Regions from separate parts of the Homo sapiens genome. Here region 2 is linked to region 1. A link is a loop called in an ENCODE intact Hi-C map of the cell type or tissue named here. Cell type or tissue: CD4-positive, alpha-beta T cell. All regions are shown on one strand. Links, peaks and the distances in the headings refer to the core of each region. The heading gives the core; the rest is flanking DNA. Region 1 overlaps TMEM131L (transmembrane 131 like). Region 2 overlaps TMEM131L (transmembrane 131 like).

Region 1 (8,327 bases), core at 12-8,011:
AGCTTGCAGTGTGCCGAGATCGCGCCACTGCACTCCAGCCTGGGCGACAGAACGAGACTCCGTCAAAAAAAAAAAAAAAAAACTAGCTGGGCATAGTGGCGCACACCTGTAGTCCCAGCTACTTGGGAGGCTGAGGCAGGAGAATCACTTGAACCCAGGAGGTGGAGGTTTCAGTGAGCTGAGATCATGCCATTGCACTCCAGCCTGGGTGACAAGAGTGAAACTCCGTCTCAAAAAAAAATAAAATACTTGTTATACTGCCCAGGCTGAAGCACAGTGGCAATTCACAGGCACAATCATAGCGCAATGCAGCCTCAAACTCCTGGCCTCAAGCGATCCTCCCACCTCAGCCTCCTGAGTAGCTGGGACTACAAGCGTGCACTACCATGCCCAGCTCTGAAACTGCTTTAACTAAGGTTACAAATGATCCTCACACGGCCAAATCCAACAGAAACTTCTCCTTTTGTTCACCACTCTCCCTGCTGCCACCAGCCCCCTGTCCTGTTACAGCCTGAACCACTTGTCCCTCTCGGTTTTTCTTTCTCTCTGGTTCCTCTGCCAGCTGTTGCTCCTTTAACCATCAGACACTGAGTTATGCTGGATGCTGCCTATGCCCTCTTCACTCTCTCCCAGGGGAGCTTGTTGGCATGCTGAACCCTCCCACATCGATTCCCCTAGCTTAGTCCTCTCCATACCTATATGTCCAACCAGTGACTGGGCATCCACCTGAATCTTCACACACCCCAACCTGGCCACCTTTGCTGTGTGCCTCATCTTAGCACCATTATTCATCAACCCTATCATTATTTATCCAGTTGTTTAAGCCAGAAACCTGAAAACCCCTTTCACTTCAGCTTCTCATACTCTCCTCAAACAAATCCATAACCAAGTCATACTGATTGTACCTCCTTCATGAGCCCTTAAACCCACTCACTTCTCCTCTTTCTTAATAAATACCCCAGATATCAGGGGTTAGCAAACTATGCCCACAGGTTAAATCCAGTTTGCTGCTTATTTTTGTCAGCAAAGTTTTATTGGAACACAGCCATGCCCGTTCCTTTATGGACTGTCTACTATTGCCTTCGTGCTATGATAGCAGAGTTGAGTACTTGCAACAGAGACTGTACAGCCTACAAAGTCAAAATAAATACTCTAACACCACAAAACTACACAAAAAAATGATGGTGCAGTAACTTCCTCTTAGTCTCCCTGCATCCACCTCTGCCCTTTCCACTCCATTCTCCACACTGCACCAAGAGTGAATTTACCCATATACAAATCTGGTCATGCCACTATTTGCTTAAAACTCTTCAAAGACTTCTCACTTGGCAAAAGTCCCAAATCCTCTGCTGTCGCTATAAAACTCCGGCACCTGCCTAGTCTCGACCTCCCTGCGCATGCTCCAACCTCACTGGTCTCGTTTCTGCTCTGCTTGCCTCAACACCTTTGAATTTTCTGTCCCTTTGCCTTGCACCCACTCCTCCAACCCACCCACCTCTCCACCTAGCTAAATCTGATTTATGCTTCATGTCCTGGCTTAAATACCCTCTCAGACACCACAGCAACTTCTACCTGACCTTTTGTAACACTTCTCACAACAACATGGTCAAGGTCTACCTACGCCAGGAGATTCTAAGCATCTCGTGCTTCGAATGCACAATGCCTATCACTTCATCAGCACTCAATAAACAGCTGATGAGTGGATAGAGGTGGGCATACAGCCACAGATGCTAGGGAATCAGCTTGAAAAGGGCAAGAGAAGCTTGAAAAGGGCAAGAAACAGAAAATAGTAAACGGTGCCTACAAAATAAAAGAATAAAAACCTAACAGTGTGTATTTCTGATCTGAAACTTTCAAAAAATGTTTAAAGAAAAAAATCATATTAACACACTTTTAAAGTACACATTTATAAGTTTTTTTTTTTTTTTTAAGAAATCTACAACAATTTAACTATGTTAAGGTCTTAACCTGACAAGGCAATTCTCTACCCTACAATATTTCTTCAAATGAAAAGATGTTAAAAGTTCACACTCATATTAACAGTTTTTGACACAATTAACAACCCTATTTCGCAGAGTAATTTGCTATGATTTAAAGCCTAATATTTTGTCATTCTTAGTAAATCTCTGGACGGATATATTTATAACTTGCCATTTTAATTAAGATTCTTCTATTAGCGAGAGGCATTTTAAAAATCACTATTTTGTTTCTTTTGTTGTAGGACATATTTCAGAATCCCACAAGGGGGAGTTCTAGCACCTCCAAACTGCCCTTCAGAAGTATGCTAATTTTTCTAAAAGAAAAAGTTTCAAGTCCATATCTTTCTCAAAAGAACAAAACAATTGGGCCGGGCGCGGTGGCCAACGCCTGTAATCCCAGCACTCTGGGAGGCCGAGGCAGGCAGATCACGAGGTCAGGAGATCAAGACCATCCTGGCTAACATGGTGAAACCCTGTCTCTACTAAAAAATACAAAAAATCAGCCGGGCATGGTGGCGGGCGCCTGTAGTCCCAGCTACTCGGGAGGCTGAGGCAGGAGAATGGCGTGAACCTGGGAGGCAGAGCTTGCAGTGAGCCGAGATCGGGCCACTGCACTCCAACCTGGGCAACAGCGTGAGACTTCATCTCAAAAAAAAAAAAAGAACAAAACAATAGCAATATTAACTTGATAAAAAAGAAACTCTAACCAAAATGTTAGCCAGGGGGCAACCACATACTAGGGTTACAAGTTCCCCAACTGTCCCCAACTGAGCACACTGTGTGACAACAGGACACGCCCTCATCCAGAGTGAGCCTGGGCTGATTAGACAGGAAAAACAAATAAAAACGTAATTCTCTAGTTTTGAAACCTCCCATACTCCTTTAACAAATCAGATCAGATATTTTATAGAAAAAAGAAAAAGTAACTCTATAAACAACTTTTTCTTAAGTAGTCTTCATTGAAAGTATTAATATAGTTTATATATTTCATATTATTTCATATAAAGTATTATCCCCTTTTAGAAGATGGGGGAAATTGTGGCTTGGAGGGGTTAAGAGACTTATCAAAGATCTTGGGGCTAGGTAGTAGAAAAACAGAAAAAAAAATCAGGTTTTTCAACTGCAGTCAGTACTTTTTTAACAAATTAAAATAGATCAAATCTGTTTCTCCTAGGTACCTAAAGGCCTAAAAATCCATCAACACAGGGATATATATTAGAAAACCATACCAAGATAAAATGCAAAGGTCAAGAAAATAGAAATGTTAAAACTCCTTTTGTATGTCATGTATTTCCACAGTTTTGTGGTGAAGAAGTATGAATTTAGGGAACTGGATACTAGAGAGAAAGGAATCATCTCCCTTCACTTGCTAAGGAATTGCTGGTGCCCTGGGCCACAAGAAGGGTGTGATTTGGGGGGACTGTGTGCAATTAAACAGGAAAGGAAATAACAGACTTAAAGTATTAAGTCATTCTGATGTCTTATCAACAAGAGTAAAGCACAGCCTAATAAATAAATATATTTGAGAATCTATATTAATCCAGACAGAATGAACAAGAGGCTTGATGTTCCTGGTAATAACCACATGAAACCTTTTTATTTAAGGACTACAACTTATGAAATATGAAAGAATTACTTAGACAAATCCCAATCTTAGATTCTGTATTTCTCAGACATCTTTCTCCCCTTTCACAATTTTGAATGCTAAATATTAGAAGTCATTATAAAAGTAAATCTCGGCCGGGCGCAGTGGCTCACACCTGTAATCTCGGCACTTTGGGAGGCCAAGGAGGGCGGATCACTCGAGGTCAAGAATTTGAGACCAGCCTGTCCAACATGGTGAAACCCTGTCTCTAGTAAAAATACAAAAATTTGCTGGGCATGGTGGCACACGCCTGTAATCTCAGCTTCTCGGGAGGCTGAAGCTGGGGAATTGCTTGAACCCGGGAGGCGGAGCTGCAACTGCACCATTGCACTCCAGCCTGGGTAACAGAGTCCATCTCAAAAAGACAAGAAAAAGTAAATCTCTTATGCCAACATATGCATCTGGAACACTGATTCTGTATAAGCCATCTGACTGCTCCAGCAGGTGGCCCCCACACACAGTATTATGCACATGGCAAATGATCTTGTATAAAATGAGAGCTATCTTGGGTGCCTTCCACATAACACTCAGATTCTATAACCACACTCCTAATTTAGTGTTTCCTGCATAACAGCAGGCTCAGCTGAGTTATTAATAAGTACTGTACAGCTATTTTTCCCTGATATTAAATAGCAATTGTGTTTCAACCCCCACCACCACCACCACTACCCTTTTATTCCTCAGATATTAACCACTAAAACAAAATCTAACTATACTGCCAGACCCACTCATGCAAACATTTGCAAAAACCTAGGAAGTGGCTGAAATTAGTTTGCTTTGAGGAAAAAAGAGGCTACTGCATATGGATAGCATTTTTCCTTATCCACATCATTTTAGAAAAGGCAGTGTGGCCAAGTGCTTAGCCAACACAGATTTGAGATCAAACCCCAGCCATAAAAGCCTGGGGACATTCCCCACCCACTCTAAGACTCAGCTTCCTCTTCTATGAAATCAAGTTATTGAATTCACAGCAATATGATGGGTGCTAAATGAGATACATATGCAAACCACTGGGTACACAGTAGGCCTCAAAGGGGAGATTATATTGATTTGCTCATTCACAATTAATGCATTTATTTAATAAAATTCCACAACAAATAATTTAGATGCTTGGGGGAAGCATTTTTCCCACATTAAAGCTTTTAGAAGATAACTCTTTACCACACTCCTTTGGTTTCTAAGAGATTTTTTTTCCCCTAAAACACTTCAAGTTCTTTTTATTTCATGATTGGAACAGAACTCAAGAAAAAAAGAAGTGTCATTTACTGGACACTACCTCCCACTCCCTGAAATGTGCCAGAAACCCTGAAAGACAGACAAAAAACAATTGGGAGACTAAGATAACCCCTGTACTATCTAAACTTTTGGTTTGGCCAAGTGGAAGTCATCTGTGTTGGGCAACACCTTGGTTTTTACACCTGGATAACTAGCTTTTAACTATTACAACCTGGGCTGGCAGCTTCAGCAGAGCCATGTGGGATTTTCACCTTGATAGGTCAGGCAGCGTATGTTGGCTCTGTCCAAAGGCAAGTAACTATTTTTATACAATTGGATGATGCTGGGCCTCAAACAAATGACAAGTAGGCCCTGCATGTCTGGCACAGGCCCTGAAACAAGATCCAGGCTCGGCAAAAGTTTAAGCTTTGTGATGCAGGCTGCCGTCGCTTGACCTTGAGTAGCATGGGCACAGCTTATACTTAAGCAGGCATCGCTGTGGCGAGAATTAGGCTATAAAAGAAAGGACGCTGTGGTGGTTCCTCAAAAAACTTGAACAGAATTACCAATTCCATTTCTAGGCATACACTCAAAAGTGACAGCAGGGACTCAGATACTTATACACCCATCTTCATGGCAAGACTACTCATAAATGCCACAAGGTGGATAAACAAAACATGATATATATGTGCAACAGAAAATTATTCAGCCTTAAAAAGGAATAAAATTCTGATACATGCTATATAACATGGGAGAACCTTGAAGACATTATGCAAAATGAAATAAACCAAACACAAAGGGACAAATACTGTATAATCCCACTTCTATGAGGGACCTAGAATAGTCCAATTCATAGAGACAGAAAGTAGAATAGTGGTTGCCAGGGAGAATAATGGTGGCTGAGGGAAGGTGTTTAATGGGTATGGAGTTTCCCCTTGGGGTGATGAAAGGGTCCTGGAGATGGATGGAGGTGATGACTGTACAACACTGTGAATGTACTTACTGCCAGTGAACTGTACGCATACAAATGGTGAAAATGGTAAATTTTGTGTTAAGTATATTTTACCCCATATATATAGGGAAAGGGGAAGGCAAGAGCTAGACACAGCTGAAATGGTTTAAAATAACCAAACTGGGCCGGGTGCGGTGGCTCATGCCTGAAATACCAGCACTTTGGGAGGCTGAGGCAGGTGGATTACCTGAGTTCAGGAGTTCAAGACCAGCCTGACCAACATGGTGAAACCCCATCTCTACTAAAATTACAAAAATTAGCTGGGCGTGGTCATGGGCACCTGTAATCCCAGCTACTTGGGAGGCTGAGGCAAGGGAATCACTTGAACCCGGGAGGCAGAGGTTGCAGTGAGCCGAGATCACGCCACTGCACACCAGCCTGGGCAACAAGAGCGAAACTCTGTCTCAAAAAACAAAACAAAACAAAAAAGAAATAACCAAACCTTGCTGGGTAACCAACACAAAGTTACAGCTAGACAGACAGAATGAGTTCTGGTGTTCTACAGCACTACAGGGTGACTGCAGTTGACTACAATAAAGCCAGAAGGGAGGATTTTGAATGTTCACAACATAATGAAATGATAAATGTCTGAGGTGATAATACGCTAATTACCCTGAGTGGATCGTTACACATTGTATACAGTATCAAAACAGCACTCTCTATCCCATACCTAAGTACAATTATTACATGCCAACTAAAAAGGAAAAAAAAAAGAAAACAACATCTAGAAAGTCAGGTTAAACAGATATAAAAAGAGAAGTGGAGATACTTTGAGATCTCATTGTGCAGGTATTCAAAATGAAATATATCTGTGCTAAATGGAGCTTTTAAAAGACTCTAATAAAGGAAGACAGGCAAGATCTCAGCAGACTGGAATTGTTCCTCAAAAAATAGGCCAGTCATGGTGGCTCACACCTGTCATCCTAGCACTTTGGTAGACCGAGGCAGGTGGATCACTTGAGCTCAGGAGTTTGAAACCAGCCTGGGCAACATGGTGAAACCCTGTCTCCACAAAAAAATATAAAACTTAGCTGGGCATGGTGGTACATGCCTGTAGTCCCAGCTACTCAGGAGGCTGAGGAGGGAGGATCACCTGAGCTCGGGAGGCCAAGGTTGTAATAACTGTAACTGCACCACTGCATTCTAGCTTGGGCAACAGAGCAAGACCCTGTCTTAAAACAAAAGTAAAAATAAAAATAATTAAGAAACCATGATTGAGTTCTAGGAACTGTGAAGAAATACACTTAAATCCCCCATAGTAAACAATTAAGGAGCTCTACCATCAAAGACTGAGGCGGCTACACCAAGCCTTACACAAACCTGGACAGGTGAAAGGAAACCAGGAAGGTGAGTGTGGAATGCTCAGTGCATTTTTCAATGGAGATACAATTACTGCTTGTGCCCTGAGGGAATATGCTTGAGAAGTTTATGGCATTTAGGACTCAATCAAAAGAAGGCACAGCAAAGAGGAAACCATTAAAGGAGAACCAGGCAGGACAAGATAAACCGAGCCTGGGCCTGACTGGGATACTGGGCTGACAGGAGAGTATCTCTTATGTAAGATTATGCAACGCAACAAACAGAAAAAAGATTTGTTTGAACTATAGATGTTTTTAGTAGACCCAGAACTTGATTTTATCTCTTTTGCTTTGGGAGAACACACCGAAAAAAATCTAGAGAAAGATCTAAAGGGAAAATAAATATCTAGACCAAAAAGTTAAAAAAAAATTAAAGGAATGTACTAATTTAAAAAGAAAGAGAGCAACACAAAAAGCTGGTTAAATTGAACAGTGGAGAACAAGCAAGTCCTGGGGGAACAGCCGACTAACACAGAAAAAGAAGGAACTATCACCACTAGGCCCTGATGGACTCACACTTCCAAAGTGTCAACAACTGCTCACCTCAGGGCATCTGCTGAGAACACCACTCCAGTTGAAATAAGTGGACAAAAAGGAAACAAACTTCCCTAAGAAGCAGGTTTCAGAAGCCCCCGCAAGTCCACAGTGAGAGGCAATGGAAACCACCCTGTGCACAGATCTCAACGTCACTGCCCACAGACTGCAGAAGCTCTGCTCCTAACACAGCTTCCATACCACTAGCACAAAAGTGCCGGGAGATGCCAGAAACAAGGGCCCAAGGAAGAAACAGAAATCCACACATGGAAAACAGAAGGAAGGCAGGCCGAGTATGTCGGCTACCGCCAGGCAAATTTATAAACTCTGAGGGAAGGCCAGAGCATCTCAGGTGCCCCTTCCTGAGTAGAGCAGTGGTATGCACAGGTGGCTCCTCTCTAACCCCCAAAGTACCCAGATTAGCCTCCTGACTAATGGTGATCTCTCCCTGCCAAGCGTTAAGTGCAAAGGTCTGAGACTCCACAACCAGCATGAATTCAAGCGGAAACCAAGGTGAGGCTCTCTCCAACTTCCTTCCCTCTCTTTGGTAAATCGAAGTACTAGGGACGATTCTGCTTAAAATT
Region 2 (8,327 bases), core at 289-8,288, 85 kb after region 1:
GCAACTCACCAAAAGTCACCAGCTAAGCAGTATGACATCAGATTCAAACCCAGACGGTCTGGCTCCAAGCGTTTTTTTTCTTTTTTTGAGACAGTCTAGTGCTATCGCCCAGACTGGAGAGCAGTGGTGCGATCTCGGCTCACTGCAACCTCCACCTCCTGGGTTCAAGTGATTCTCCTGCCTCAGCCTCCCAAGTAGCTGGGATTACCAGTGCGCACCGCCATGCCCGGCTAATTTTTTGTATTTTTAGTAGAGACAGGGTTTTACCACACTGGCCAGGCTGGTCTCGAACTCCTGACCTTGTGATCCACCCGCCTTGGCCTCCCAAAGTGCTGGGATTACAGGTGTGAGCCACTGCGCCCAGCCCCAAACATATCTTTTTTTTTTTTTTTTTTTTTTGAGACAGAGTCTCACTCTGTCACCCAGGCTGGAATGCAGTGGCACTATCTCCGCTCACTGCAAGCTCCGCCTCCTGGGTTCATTCCATTCTCCTCCCTCAGCCTCCTGAGTAGCTGGGACTACAGGCGCCTGCCACCACGCCCGGCTAATTTTTTGTATTTTTAGTAGAGATGGGGTTTCACCATGTTAGCCAGGATGGTCTCGATCTCCTGACCTTGTGACCCACCTGCCTCGGCCTCCCAAAGTGCTGGGATTACAGGCGTGAGCCACCGCACCCAGTCCCAAGCATATCTTTTAGCCACTGAGCTACTACCCTACCTTGAGGTTAGACAAAAATCTCCTGCCTCAGGTCATCATTACCACATCCACCTGTATCTCACCATCTGATCTCCCAGCCTTGGCTCATTCCTGACCTTCCTTTCCCCTACTCCTTATCAAGTTCTCCTCCTGAGCTCAGCCTGCTGCTCTTATCCACTCAACTCCTCCATCTTGGTCCCCACTTTCCAGTCTATTCTTTCCACCCTGCCCCCAGCCCTGAGCCAAATTATACAAAGCCAGAAAAGATATATAAGTTAAAAAAAACACCTAAATTTAAAACTCTGCTCATAAACACACCTTACACTTTAAGTGTAGCCCAAGTCACATGTTCCTTCTCTTAAAACTATATACATTCCTTCAGAGCACAGACTGTGTTTATAACCTACTAGTTTAACCAATATGCTTCAGGGGCTGTCTAGCAGGCATGCCATGCCAGTTTCATATTACTATTATATTTTCTTCTAATCACTTATTACATCAGAATATTTGTTTTCCCAAGTCCAAAGTGGTAGACTTATTTTACACACAACCTTGAGATTCCGCCTATGATTTAAACAAAGTTTTGTGCATATTAATAAGGATTCAGAATATTTGAAAATCTCCCTGAAGCCTCATCAATTTGGAAAATGTAATAATTTGGATAAGGTTTAGCTAAAATTCTAATTTTCTTCAAACTCTATTTTTAATTTAAAGTGAACTAAAAAGAAAAAATTGGGCTATGTGCAGTGGCTCATGCCGGTAATCCCAGGACTGTGGGAGGCCAAAATGGGAGAACTGTTGAGCGCAGGAGTTTGAGGCCAGCCTGGGCAACATAGTGAGACCTCCATCTTTTAAAAACCTTCTTTTTTTTTTTTTATAATTAGCTAAGCATGGTGGCATGGACCAATAGTCCCCACTACTTGGAAGGCTGAGGCAGGGGGATCGCTTGAGCCCAGGATTTCAAGGTTGCAGCGAGCTATGATCATGCTACCTACACTCCAGCTCGGGTGATGGAGCAAGGCCCCATCTCAAAACAAGAAGGAAAAAACTGCCAGGTGTGGTGGCTCCTGCCTACAATCCCAACACTTTGGGGAGTGGGTGGATCACTTGAGCTTAGGAGTTCAAGACCAGCCTGGGAAACATGAAACCTTGTCTCTACAAAAAATATTTTAAAATTAGCCAGACACGGTGGCAAGTGCCTGTAGTCCCAGCTACTCAGGAGGGTGAGGTGGAAGGATGGCTTGAGCCCGGGAGTCTGAGGTTGTAGTGAGCCAAGACTGGGCTACCGAACTCCAGCCTGGGTGACAGAACCAGACACTGTCTCAAAAACAGAAAAGAAAAGAAAAAACCCACACTCTAAAAAAGTACTACTAAAAAATAATCCAAATATCCAGAGACTAATTATATTAAATGTGTATATAAGGCTTTCACTATACTAAATAAATGCATAAGACGTACAACTTGGAATAAAACGACTAATTTGACAAAATAGTTTAAATTGTCCCTAAACAAATTTACATGACTAAAAGTTAAGTCTTACCATATGAATGATTACAGAGCAACAAAAAAAACTGATAAGGACCACTGAGAAAACAGTAATACGAAAGACTAGTGATTTACTTTCATATGACTGACACCTCTAATTACCGTCTACCTAATAAAAATCCCCAAAGCAAGTGTGTGGACAAAAAATGCCTCCAATCCATCTCAAAACACGGTTTTTCTCTTCTCTGTTTACCAGTTTCCTATTGCACTTACTTCCTACCTACTCTCTTCCCTTCTATTAGTCAATATTACAGGTGTTCAGCTCTCTAGGAACATGTCTTTCCTTCACCAGTTTCCCCTTTTATCCCCAATTCAAAAGTGGAAATAAAAAGAAAACGTAAGCAGTGTGCATTTACGTGACAGGCCTTAAACTCAGCAAGAGATCAGGTTACTTGATATCTGTGTGTCCATAAAGCCTATTCCACATGCCACAAATGTATTTCTGACTTCGACACGGACAATACCTATATGACACATCTCTGAACGGGGTCTTGTTTTTGTGGTGCTTTTCTTTGGGTTTTAGGCTTTCTTTTTTTTTTTTTTTTTTTTTGAGACAGAGTCTCACTCTATCGCCCAGGCTGGAGTGCAGTGGCGTGATCTCGGCTCACTGCAACCTCCACCTCCCGGGTTCACGCCATTCTCCTGCCTCAGCCTCCCAAGTAGCTGGGACTACAGGCCCATGTCACCAGACCTGGCTAATATTTTTATTTTTAGTAGAGATGGGGTTTCACCATGTTAGCCAAGATGGTCTCGATCTAATGATCTCATGATCCACCCGCCTCGGCCTCCCAAAGTGCTGGGATTACAGGCATGAGCCCCCACGCCCGGCCGCTCATTTTTTAAATCTAGAAGCTTTTGTTTCCAACAAGGAGCAACATAACTTTCATGAGCCCTTCCAGTACTCACAATAACTTTATGTTTACCCAAATAAACAACTAGGAATAACCTCCCTCTCCTAACTATATTACCTGAAAGTGGTGAATTAATGAAACCCCTTCCCAGCTCCCTAAACATACTTTCAAATTAAAATAAGGCCTGAATTTACAACCCAGGTTAAATGGATTAAAAGATTAAGGACTAGAGAGCAAGTGCCTTCTCCATCTCACTCTCACATTTCAACCTCAAATTACCCCAGCCCTCTAATGACTAGAGTAGTCACTGTAAAGGCGCCTAATTACCCACGAATTACACCAACTGTAACCAATTTCAGGATCACAGATCAGATTTTCCCAAAACATGAATCTGCTAATTAAGTTACCTGAAAGTCAAACTAACACGCAATTTGGATGTGACATTTATCCACCTGAAAGTAGACCTGTTAAGTATTTCAATTCACAGTAACAGCAGCTATTCCTTATGGACAGCACTATTACACACTTGGAAAACTGCAGCTGAAATACACGGACGCAGGAAGAGACTCATCTATGATTCAAGCATTTCCAGGAAATAACAAAAGGATTCTCCTGGCAAACCAACAGAATGGCCCACCAAGACCTGCTTCAGCCTGGGAATCAACTCGTATTCATTTGCTAAATTAAACTGATAATGAAACAAGTTTAAGATACTCACATACAGAGACACACCACAGCACACACAGCCTGGCACCAGTTACATTAGTCGCTTTTTTCTGAATTCTGACACAAGGAACGAGGTTTGATTTCATGGTTTTGCCTATTTGCTCATTATTAAATCTGCCCACTTATTTTCCGCAAGAAAAAAAAAAAATTGGGCCAGGCGCAGTGGCTCACACCTGTAATTTCAGCACTTTGGGAGGCCAAGGTGGGTGGACCATGAGGTCAGGAGTTTGAGACCAGCCTGACCAACATGGTGAAACCCCGTCTCTACTAAAAATACAAAAATTAGCCGGGCATGGTGGTACATGCCTGTAACCCCAGCTACTCAGGGGGCCGAGGCAGGAGAATCGCTTGAACCTGGAAGGCAGAGGTTGCAGTGAACTGAGATCGTACCACCGCACTCCAGCCTGAGTGAGAGAGTGAGACTCTGTCTCAAGAAAAAAATACTTCTCCCCAGTGCTCACAATCTTGTGAAAATAAAGAATTTTCCTTGGACGTGCTCCTACAGATACACAAAGAAATAATTCAGAAATAAAATCCATTCAACCAAAAGGCCAGGTTCAATGAGCTGGGAAGAAACTGCGTGGGTTTTGCAGCTGCGGCTGGAGCCCAGGAGTCCAAAGCTGCCGTAGACTGGTCTGTGCAGCTCTCAGGAAGGAAGCTTCACAGTGGATCGCTTCACACATCACCAGCCCAATACCAAAAAGGCGTTTCTCAGGAGCCCTGGTGTTGGGGGAGGGCAAGGAAAACAAGTGAGGGACATTCACAAGGGCTCACAGACGAGTCTCGCTGGGGACTATGTGTTATGGGTTAAACTGTGTCTCCACCAACCCCAACATGATATGTCAAAGTCCTAACCCCAGTACCTCAGAATGTGACCTGACTTGGAAACAGGGTTGGTGCAGATGCAATTAGTCCAGATGAGGCTGGACTGGAGTAGGGTGGGCCCCTGCTTCAATATAACTGGTGTCCTTATACGACAGCCACGTGAAAGCACGGAGACACCCAGGGAGAGCGCTGTGCGACAAGAGACTGGAGTGCCGCAGCTGCAAGCCAAGAAACCCCACAGGCTGCCGGCGAGCCCGCAGAAGCTAGGAAAAGGCGAGGGCGGACTCCCCGAGGGTTTCAGAGGCAGCGTGGCCCTGCCGGCTTGACAGAGGACTTCCAGCCACCGGACTGTGAGGAGAGAATACAATTCTGTTGTTCTAAAGCCGCGCAGTTTGTGGCACTTCGTTAGACAGCCCTGGGAAATTAATACACCACACTTGAACTTGAGTTGCTTCCTGTTGCCCTACTCCATCCAGCCCCCTCAGCTGGCAAATGCTCCCACTCCACCACAACAGAGCCGCAGGGAATCCCCGGGTTGCTGTGTGGCTGGGGAGGCCCTTCTCCCCTGTAAGTGGCACACAACAGGCTGGGCTATCCCAGGCCCAGGCCCTTGTCCCAATTTTGTTCCTTCTCTCCAAGTTCCCGGCTGCCTCCTCTGGGCCCTGCCCTCACCAGGGCCCGGTCCCCACTCCTCCCACAGGCAGCCCTGGCCCTCCAGCTGCAGGACGGGGTGTGGAAGTCCCCTTGGGGTGGGCAGTGCCCCGTGCTGCTTCCGCCCACCCCAGTTTCTCACAGAATTTTTAGAACACTTCTTTCAGTTTTGCCTTAAGTAATATCCTTCCTCATGCCCCAACAACCCCACTCACACTGGTGCACTCACGCACCCTCATTCTCTCTTACACACAACTCAGCCACAGGCCCACAGGGTCTCTCTCTCTCACACAAAACTCAGCCACAAACCCACAACGGTCTCGGTCTCTCTCTCACACACACACACGCACACAAAACTCAGCCACAGGCTCACCAGGGTCTCTCTCAACATGCACACATACACACACACACCCCTCAGTCATAGGCTCACAAGAGTCTCTCTTGTCTCTCATACATACACAAACACACACAACCAGCCACAGGCCCACAAAGGTCTCTCTCTTTGTCCCTGTCTGCTCTCTCGCACTCACAAACACACATCTCAGCCACAGGCCCACCAGAGTCTGTCTGTCTCTTTGTCTCTCTCACTCTCTCTCACACACATACACCTCAGCCACAGGCCCACAAGGGTCTCTCTCCTTGTCCCTGGCTCCTCTCTCTCGCACACTCCCACACACACACATACAGCTCAGCCACAGGCCCACGAGGGTGTCTCTCTCTCTCTCTCTCTCACACACACACACACACACACACACACGCCTGTGCAGCTCCACAGGGGCCTGGGCCAGGAGACAGATCTGAATACACATACCACCCTGTGCTGTGAGTGGCCACTCCCATCCAACAACTGAGACTTTCTGTTACTGGGCCAAGGTTTTCTGCCAAACTTACTTCCCTTATAATGAATGAATTCTCCCTCAGAAGGTTCCTCAGTCCTCCCCTGGAAGCTGACCTGCAATGGCCTAACCCACCTATTTACCAGGCATGCCAGGACATATGAGACCCTGATAGGTGGACACCAAAGCTCAGCCTGGAACCCCACCCCCATGTGCATCATTGCAGCAGAACTTCTTCGGACACACTCGATCCACCAGCTAACACTCCATACCCTATGAAGAGAATACGTACGGATTCTAGGTTTGATAAAATCCTGGGCCAGTGGTGGTAAGTCAGGCTGAAAAGCAACCATCTCCCAATTTCCACCCACTGTTTTACCTACAAGACTATTTCTACCTCTCATTATTTAATCCTCCACAAAAAGTATATTTTGTAACATGGTCCCTGAGCTGCCTCACCCTGGGCCAATGGTTTTCAAACTTGAGCGTGCATCAGAGCCACCTGGAGGGCTTGTTAAAACAGATCTCTGGGCTCCTCCCCTAGAGCTTCTGATTCACACCAGGTCTGGGGTGGGGTCTGAGAACCGGCCAGTCTAGCGAGTTCCCAAGCGATGCTGATTTAGGTCCCTGGACCAGGCTTCGAGAAACACTGCCCTAGACCGCTCATTTCTCGCTGAGCTCAGGTGGCCCAGCATAGCACTCAGCATAGCACACACTGCTGTCGGCCTTCCCACTGCCCATTCCCTTCCTCCCACTTAGGCAAAGCCGGGTTGTGCTCCCTATGACTAAACCCTGCAGGACAGAGCTGATCACGTGGTTCCACCACTCCACAGGCGTGGGTGGGTGAGTGGTTCAAGGTGAGTGCAGACCCACCTGTAAGATGTGAAGGGGAAGTCTGCTGGGGAGTACTTCTGAGAAAGTAGCCAGGGGTTCTTTTAACCTGCCTTTGGATGTTCAGGTGGGAGGCTGGGAGGCTGTGAAGCACACAGACCTCCTGCAAACGTGAGGGGAGCTGCACGGCACACAGAGTCCAACAGAACAGACAGGTCCGAAGAACCAGGCTCCCAGGTGCTGACACTAACCTGCTGAGTAAACCAACCCAGAACCACCCTGCCTCCAGGCTTCTTGTTAAGTGACATCATGCATTCTTTATTGTTTGAGCTGGTTGAGTCAGGGTTTTGTTACTTGCTGCTGAAAATAATCCCAAAGCAAAGCAAGCTGACAGGACAGCTCCTCTAAAGGCAACCTCTCAGCACACATTACAATGGCATGTGTTCCACAAACTAATCCCAATATTTCAGATTTAAATTTTCCACATTTCAAAAGCTATGTAGCTGAATATCTGTGGATAATCCACACTTAGAATTAGCATAAAACTAAAGAAGTTATCTAGCATACAGTAAAATATTACTGAAGGACCAACCCTGGGTCTATCTTACACGAGTCATGCTCTTTTTTTTTCAGGGATTTGCTAGGAACCATATAATACTAGGGCCTAAGAAAGTATTCAGTTGCTTCCATCCGTTAATCTCGGACTTAGTCTCCTTCGACAGACAGCTGTACATCTAATTGGGAAAGTGGCTTTCCACTCCAAAGCAGACAAGTATGCACTTACAGAGAGAGGACACCTAGGATCACGCACATGTTCTGTCACTTCATAGCTCTATAACCTTCAACAAATTGTTTTACCTTGATGAACCTGTCTCCTCATCTATAAAATGGGAATACTACCACATATCCACCTGGTTATGTAAGGAAGATACATGTGAAAGCACTTTGTAAACCATAAGGTTTACACAAGGGCAATTACTTAAATCCAATTTTTATGGATTAAGTGGATTAACATGACCTGATTTGAAGAAACAGGATTAATTACAATCCTAGAAGAATTACTCCACCAAAAATGCATACTACATACACCTGTCATAACTACCAATCGAACACTGTTTGGATTGTAATTCAAACAGAACCTTTACTGTAAATAATTTAGTGGCAGCAACATCCACAAGGTAGTTACAACCCTCAAAGTCAATGTTGTACAAGGCACAATATCAATATGAATTATTTACTATATACATTTTACATGGTTCACTTGGCAGGCCACACACTATGACTATGCTTTTACTGAGGCTATTCTCTGGGATCCACCTTCAAATGCAACAGTGGGTATCTGGGCACTTCACAGGGGGGCAAATCA

The links. Hi-C counts contacts between places; a loop is a spot of excess contacts. Peaks named below come from ENCODE experiments on the same cell type or tissue, not always from the same donor. Only the 100,000 strongest peaks of a DNase experiment are listed, where the experiment ranks them.
Region 2: a loop joins it to region 1, with 2.0 times the contacts of the local background. A loop is called at or near these places in 18 of 110 quality-filtered maps.

The regions. Positions count from the first base shown.
Region 1 is chr4:153,570,278-153,578,604 of GRCh38, reverse strand. The region is part of intron 7 of TMEM131L (transmembrane 131 like); the gene reads right to left. Among named protein-coding and RNA genes, the nearest start is that of TMEM131L, 110 kb to the right of the region's middle. In CD4-positive, alpha-beta T cell, for the core only: CTCF peaks have their summits at 2,030, 2,239 (motif pointing right), 3,838 and 4,037 (motif pointing right); DNase peaks (open chromatin) are centred at 2,254, 4,074 and 4,534; H3K27ac peaks cover 1,505 bases.
Region 2 is chr4:153,485,418-153,493,744 of GRCh38, reverse strand. All of the region lies in intron 3 of TMEM131L (transmembrane 131 like), which reads right to left. Among named protein-coding and RNA genes, the nearest start is that of TMEM131L, 23 kb to the right of the region's middle. RefSeq lists enhancers at 4,253-4,312, 4,943-5,152, 5,303-5,472, 5,653-5,722, 5,823-5,942 and 2 more. In CD4-positive, alpha-beta T cell, for the core only: no CTCF peak of the experiment used is centred there; DNase peaks (open chromatin) are centred at 4,614, 5,144, 5,474, 7,244 and 1 weaker place; H3K4me3 peaks cover 3,873 bases; H3K27ac peaks cover 6,917 bases.